Linked DNA regions of Homo sapiens: region 1 is linked to region 2. A link is a contact called in ENCODE Hi-C data. All regions are on one chromosome and are shown on one strand. The core of a region is the stretch at or near the end of the contact, and the rest is flanking DNA. Distances in the headings are between cores, read along the strand shown. Region 1 overlaps IL2RA (interleukin 2 receptor subunit alpha). Region 2 has its middle 120 kb from the start of LINC00702.

Region 1 (3,071 bases), core at 1-2,500, 1.9 Mb before region 2:
AGCAAATGTTCATTGAGGAACTGCTATGTGTCAGGCACAGGGTTTGAGACACAGAGATGAATAAGAGCCCATCCTTGACCTCTGCACAGACAATTATGACACAGGCTAAGTGCTGAGATACAAGTTTAAAGAAGGAGTCGATGGAACACACAGATCGATGTTCATTACCCCTGCAAAACCCAGCACATCTCACATCAGGGACTGCCTCATTCACATCATGTTAGATGTGACAGAGAGGACAGCAGAGAGCGTTGTTTTGTCATCAACTACTAAAATTATTAAAACCAAACACCACTAATTTTGAACTTCAGGTAGACAGAGGATGTAGAGTTTTCCTTTGCTCAAGAAATTCCTTTACAGAGAAAATGGGAACATTTCAAGTGGGAGTATTTCAATTCCTTTAATAACAACCTGTTTTCTAGCTCCCACATTCCCCAAGTATTCTAGAAGCACCTTTCATAATGGACAGCTCTGACCAACTGCCCCACACACATGCATGTGAACCGTTCTCCAATCCTAAAAGTCTGTGACTTCTCCAAGGAAAGGAGGAAGGAATCGTATTAGTCCAGTTTACATTATTATATACTTTGTAGCAAAGCAGCAATGTTTCCTTAAAAAATTCTATATATATATATATATATATATATAGCTGGGCATGATGGCTCACGTCTGTAATCCCAGCACTTTGGGAGGCTGAGGCGGGCAGATCACCTGAGGTCAGGAGTTCGAGAACAGCTGACCAACATGGTGAAACCCCGTCTCTACTAAAAATACAAAAGTTAGCCAGGTGTGGTGGCACATGCCTGTAATCCCAGCTACTCAGGGAGGCTGAGGCAGGAGAATCCCCTGAACCTGGAGGCTGAGGTTGCAGTGAGCCGAGATTGAGCCACTGCACTCCAGCCTGGGTGACAGAGGGAAACTCCGTCTCAAAAAAAAAAAGAAAAAAAATATATATATATATATATATATATTTGTGTGTATTTTCTCCTCATGAAATGAGCTCCTTGAAGCAAATCGGCCCATCTTTTCAGAGAAAGATCAGTTTATTACGTCACCAAGTAAAGGGCAAAGGAATCATTTCTAAAAGTTTCGTTTGAAGTCCCCGGAGTTAAAGTTGACGTCAGCCTCTTCCTGCCCTGGTGCCCCGAGAGTTTCCCGGGAGTTTTGGGGATGACACCCGGCTGCATGCGTGACATCTCGCTGGCTGGGGGCAGGCCTGGTGGCTTCCCCGACAATGAAACCAGGCAGAGCCTGCAACCCAGCTGAGCACCAGTGTGGTCTCTGCTTCCGGTCCTTGTGGTAGCACCTCTGTTTACAGCCTGATTTAGAACAAAAAGAACTTTTGTAAAGGAGAAAACTCCTTATATTAAATGGAAAGCAAAACAAACAATTACCAAAAAAAAAAAAAAGTTGGAGGGGTGTTTCAGAATAAAAGAGCCGTCTCTCCAGACATCTGTCTGACGCCCAGGTGGCGCTGAGACCACAGGGTGAGCCTTTTGGCTGGAGATGTTGATCCCTGGTTTACTGCACTTCGGGCTTTCACTACCTTTCACCCACCGGACCATCAGTTTCACTTTCCCTCTCCCAGCGTCTCTCAAGCTCTGCTTCTCTGGCCCCGTTTTCAATCTAGTGCAAGAGGACCTGTAGCCAGGGCACCCATCCTCCTCCTCCTCGTCCTGCACTGGGATCCCAGCTCTGAGCACTCCCGGGCCAGGGAGGCCTTGCTGCGTGCTCTGCTTCTGTGATCTTACAGATTCCTCATGGCCACCATAGGAGATGGGGACTGTTAGCACTATTCCCCCACCCCAACCACCTTTTTTTTGAGACAGAGTCTCACTCTGTTGCCCAGACTGGAGTGCAGTGGTATGATCTCGGCTCACTGCAACCTCTGCCTCCCGGGTTCAAGAGATTCTCATGCCTCAGCCTCCCCAGTAGCTGGGATTACAGGCATGCCCCATCGCCATGCCTGACTAATTTTTGTATTTTTAGTAGAGACAGGTTAGTAGAGACCATGTTGGCCAGGCTGGTCTCAAACTCCTGACCTCAATTGATCCACCAGTCTCAGCCTCCCAAAGTGCTGGGATTACAGGCTTGAGCCACCACGCCCTGCCACCATTCCCATTTTACGGATGAGGAAACTGAGACCATGAGGCAGTAATTCACTCTCCCAAGAAAGCAAGGAGCCAGTAGATCTGAGCAGAACCCATGCATTCAGGCCGACACAGGAAGCAAGCTGTCAACAGGCACTGTTCATCTCCTGGGCTGCCTAGGCAGGCCCTGAAGCTCTGGTTTTCAGTCACCCTGTTATTCATCCCCAAGTTAATCTCCCCTGAAAGCACCTGTCGTGATGCCCTTTCGGCTGCAAGAGCTCCAGTCATTTCCATTGCCTCAGGGGCACTTTGCTACCTCCTCTGCCTGGCACACAACATGCTCCCCAGCCAAGACTGTTCCCTCAGCACATAGCACGCCTTGGCCAGCAGGTCTCCTCCTGTCCTTCAAAGGGAACCTCCTCATTTGTGATTTCAAAGCTGGACTCCCAGGAACACCCTCCTCCCTTACTGGAACAATCTTCCCCATCTTGTCTGCCTACCGGAATTTTTCCCAACCAGAAAAGCGTCTTGAGAGAATGGAAAAGTCTTATGAATTTGGAAAGTTGACAGCTTGAATTCAAATCCTAGCTTGAACTTGTGAATTTCTACTTTCCTTTACGAAAACCTTTGCATGCCATTCTGTGCAGGCACTAGCAAGGTGGTGGGAGGGAGATGGATACAGTAGGGTGAGTGCCGTGTAAAGAAAAGGGAGCAAAGTCTGGGACTGCAGAGAAATGCCACAAAGCACAGACAGAAGAGTCCCGGAGGCTTCCCAGAGAAAGATGACAGCCAATGGGAGACCTCCAGGGAAAGCAGGAGTTAAGAAGGTAGAAATGCATTAGGGAAGTGTGGCATGAGCATGATGGTCAATTTCAATGTGTCCACTTGCCTGGGCTAAGGGATGCCCAGATAGCTGGCTAAACAGTCTCTCTGGGGGTGTCTGTGAGGGTATTTCCAGGAGACACTAGCATTTGAATTGAA
Region 2 (3,011 bases), core at 121-2,620:
TTCAGAGGTGGATATTGCTTTCCGTATAGATTGTTCAACAAAATTTGAGGCCATTATTTTGGACTAAACTCCTGCGATCGCAACAGACCAGACAAATCATAGTGGGGTCACCCAGGCTTACCAAACCCAAACCCAAACTGAGCAGTTCTCTGCCCTCTGAGGAACCAGGAGAGAGATAGCCTAACTTCCTGAACAGGACAGGTTTAGTCTTCAATGGGCAGGATAATGAAGTTCCCTGTGTTTAAATCCTTAATCTGAAGTCACATCATGTGAACTCATCAGTTTTTCTATTGTTTCTTCTTTCTGGCCCCAGTTGTTACAGGAAAGCGATTCTGATCCAGACCCCAAGAGAGGGTTCTTGGATTTCGCGTAAGGAAGAATTCAGGGTGAGTCTGCAGTGCAAAGTAAAAGCAAGTTTATTAAGAAAGTAAAGTGGTGAAAATACGGCTACTCCACAGACAGAGTAGGACAGACCCGAAAGTAAGAGGAGGAATGTGTCCACCCTAGGTACAATACTTGTATATGTAGGATAAAAAAGATCATGAAGAGATAAGCTCTGCTACAAGGGTTTGTGATAAAGGATTAATTTTCTCAATTACTATATTTTGCAAGAATCGATATTATTATCTTTAAAGCAAAATTAGGAATGCCTTTGTTCTCCAGATATCGGGATATCTAGACACTCCCGAGTCTGGGTCTGCTTAATAAACATCTAGAAGCTAAGGATGCCTGACTTTCTGGAAATGCAGCTCAGCAAGTCCCAGCCTCGTTTTCCTAGTCCTCACTCAAGATGGAGTCGCTGTGGTTCAAATGCCTCTGACACAGTGGCTTACAAGGAAAGTAACTTGGAAGCACCCAATACACTTTTTATTCTTTGTTTCTCTTTCTTCAGCCCTTTTTCTATCTGTAAAGCCAATCTCCTGTGTTCAGTTCATTGGAACACATATTCCATTTTAGAGAATATAGTGCTGCCTGATTCTAGGATGTCAATAAAGCCAATTGGCATCTTGGAACGGAATTTGTTGTCATTTTGTCTTTTGCAAGATGAAGGTTTCTTGAGCAAAACCATCATGGTGGAGGGGCTTCCGCACAGTGCCTGTTGATGAAATCAAGAGCATGAGGGACTCCTTCAGGAAAATCCTTCAGAGATCTAATTAGAAAGAAACCTGTCCCAAAGCTTGGCACATTAGTGATGCAGGCTACATATTTATTTCCTATAAATTCTGAATTGTAAACTTGGTAACAAATAGTAACTGGACTTCAGAGTCTGGTGACCTTTAGAGGCTGTTGACTGCAAGTATTCATGGATTAACTGTGCTGAGGCTGGAGGGTACAGTGACCCAAGGTTAACTACATGAGCCAGGGCTTTCGCAGCTTCCTCATTTTGTTGACTCTGTACCAGGAAACCAAAGCTCCTTCCTCTGAAATGAATGGTTCTTATTTGCATAATGGCCTCCTTTTGTTCACTTTGCAGAGGCAGTTGATTACATTAGAATACTTCAAACACAGCATTGATCTATCAGGCTAATAATTTTCTGATAAGGCCCATGAATTTTCCCTCTGACCTTTTTTGCTAATGACCACGGTCTGTGAATTGTGGAATGAAGCGTATGGGTTGTTTGTGTCTGCAGATTCTAGAAGACAAAACATTACAACCTATATAATAAACCACAATTTTAAAAGCTGGTTCTTTGTTTGAGTTGGAGCAGGTTAGTCTGCATTCGGTAAAATCTAGCTTGCCCACAAATTCCGAAAAGCAGGTGGCTAAGTAAAATGTATAGGTTTATTCCTCTCACGCATGAGTCAAATCCAGAAGAGAGTGGTCCCAGCACTGTGTTTGAATCTCTGCACCCTGCAATCCCAGTTCCTTTTAGTGGTCACTTTGAAATGGCCTTTGCAAAATTATGACTGAGACAGTGAAAGAGATCTAACCTAACTGACTCCATCTTGCTTTTAACCTCTAAGCTGTCCGTGTTCCTTCCTGGGTGTAGGCTGAAGTAACTTTGGGAGGAACTTGGTTTATAGTGGTTTTTTTGTTGTTTGTTGGTTGGTTGGTTGGTTTTTCCAGACAGAGTCTTGCTCTGTTGCCCAGGCTGGAGTGCAGTGGCTCCATCTTGGCTCATTGCAACCTCCACTTCCCGGGTTCAAGCGATTCTCCTGCCTCAGCCTCCTGAGTAGCCAGGACCCACCACCTGGCCCCAGTTAATTTTTGTATTTTTAGTAGAGATGGGGTTTTACCATGTTGACCAGGCTAGTCTTGAACTCCTGACCTCAAGTGATCTGCCCACCTCAGCCTCCCAAAATGCTGGGATTACAGGTGTGAGCCACCATGCCTGGCCAGTTTATAGTTTATAGTTCAAAACAAAAACTATTAACAGCCCTTTCCCAAAACAAACCACCTTCTTGCCTGGGGACTAGACTGCCTTTGTAGAACTAAGAAATTACACACGAGATTGGAAATCATGATTTAGGAGTCAGGCAGCTGGAGGCTACAAGATTCTAACCCTCTCTACGCTGCTCCTAAGATCAGCGCTTGAGATATTTTGCAGCCCCTGCACTTGATGGATCAGCTGCCACCGCCAGCTCAATAAACTGGCTCATCTGATCTTGTGGCCCCCACCTGGGAACTGACTCAGCACAAGAAGACAGCTCCGACTCCCTATGATTCCCTCTCAGACCAATCAGTACTCCAGGATCCCTGGCTTCCCCTTACCCACTAAGTTGTCCTTAAAAATTCTGATCCCTGAATTCTCAGGAAGACTGATTGGAGTGATAATAAAAATCCTGCCTCCAGCACAGCTGGCTCTGCATAAATTACTCTTTCTCTATTGCAACTCCCCTGTCTTGAGAAATTGGCTCTGTCTAGGCAGCAGGCGAGGTAAACCCACTGGTTGGTTACAACTTGATTAGGTCAGATCCACCCAGGTTAATCTCCCTTTTTAAAAATAAAATGTTACCTCTAATCAAAACTAATCACAGGAGTGATAGCCGATCCTCTTCACAGCCCTAGA

What was found. A loop is a pair of places that touch in the nucleus more often than their neighbours do. Pooled maps may share reads with other maps.
Region 1: a loop to region 2 is called in a map with no recorded cell type, with 10 times the contacts of the local background. The contact joins two enhancer-like sites. A Hi-C loop is called at or near these places in 2 of 37 single-sample maps with no recorded cell type and 5 of 50 pooled maps.

Annotation. Positions count from the first base shown.
Region 1 is chr10:6,049,395-6,052,465 of GRCh38, reverse strand. The region is part of intron 1 of IL2RA (interleukin 2 receptor subunit alpha); the gene reads left to right. Among named protein-coding and RNA genes, the nearest start is that of IL2RA, 11 kb to the left of the region's middle. RefSeq lists enhancers at 962-1,231, 1,322-1,451, 1,462-1,841. Within about 2 kb of position 1,250, at least 31 of the 41 ENCODE cell types and tissues checked have a DNase peak (open chromatin) inside an H3K27ac peak, as active enhancers do.
Region 2 is chr10:4,126,535-4,129,545 of GRCh38, reverse strand. No RefSeq gene overlaps it. Among named protein-coding and RNA genes, the nearest start is that of LINC00702, 120 kb to the left of the region's middle. RefSeq lists a silencer at 1,183-1,383 and an enhancer at 1,122-1,761. Within about 2 kb of position 1,370, at least 7 of the 41 ENCODE cell types and tissues checked have a DNase peak (open chromatin) inside an H3K27ac peak, as active enhancers do.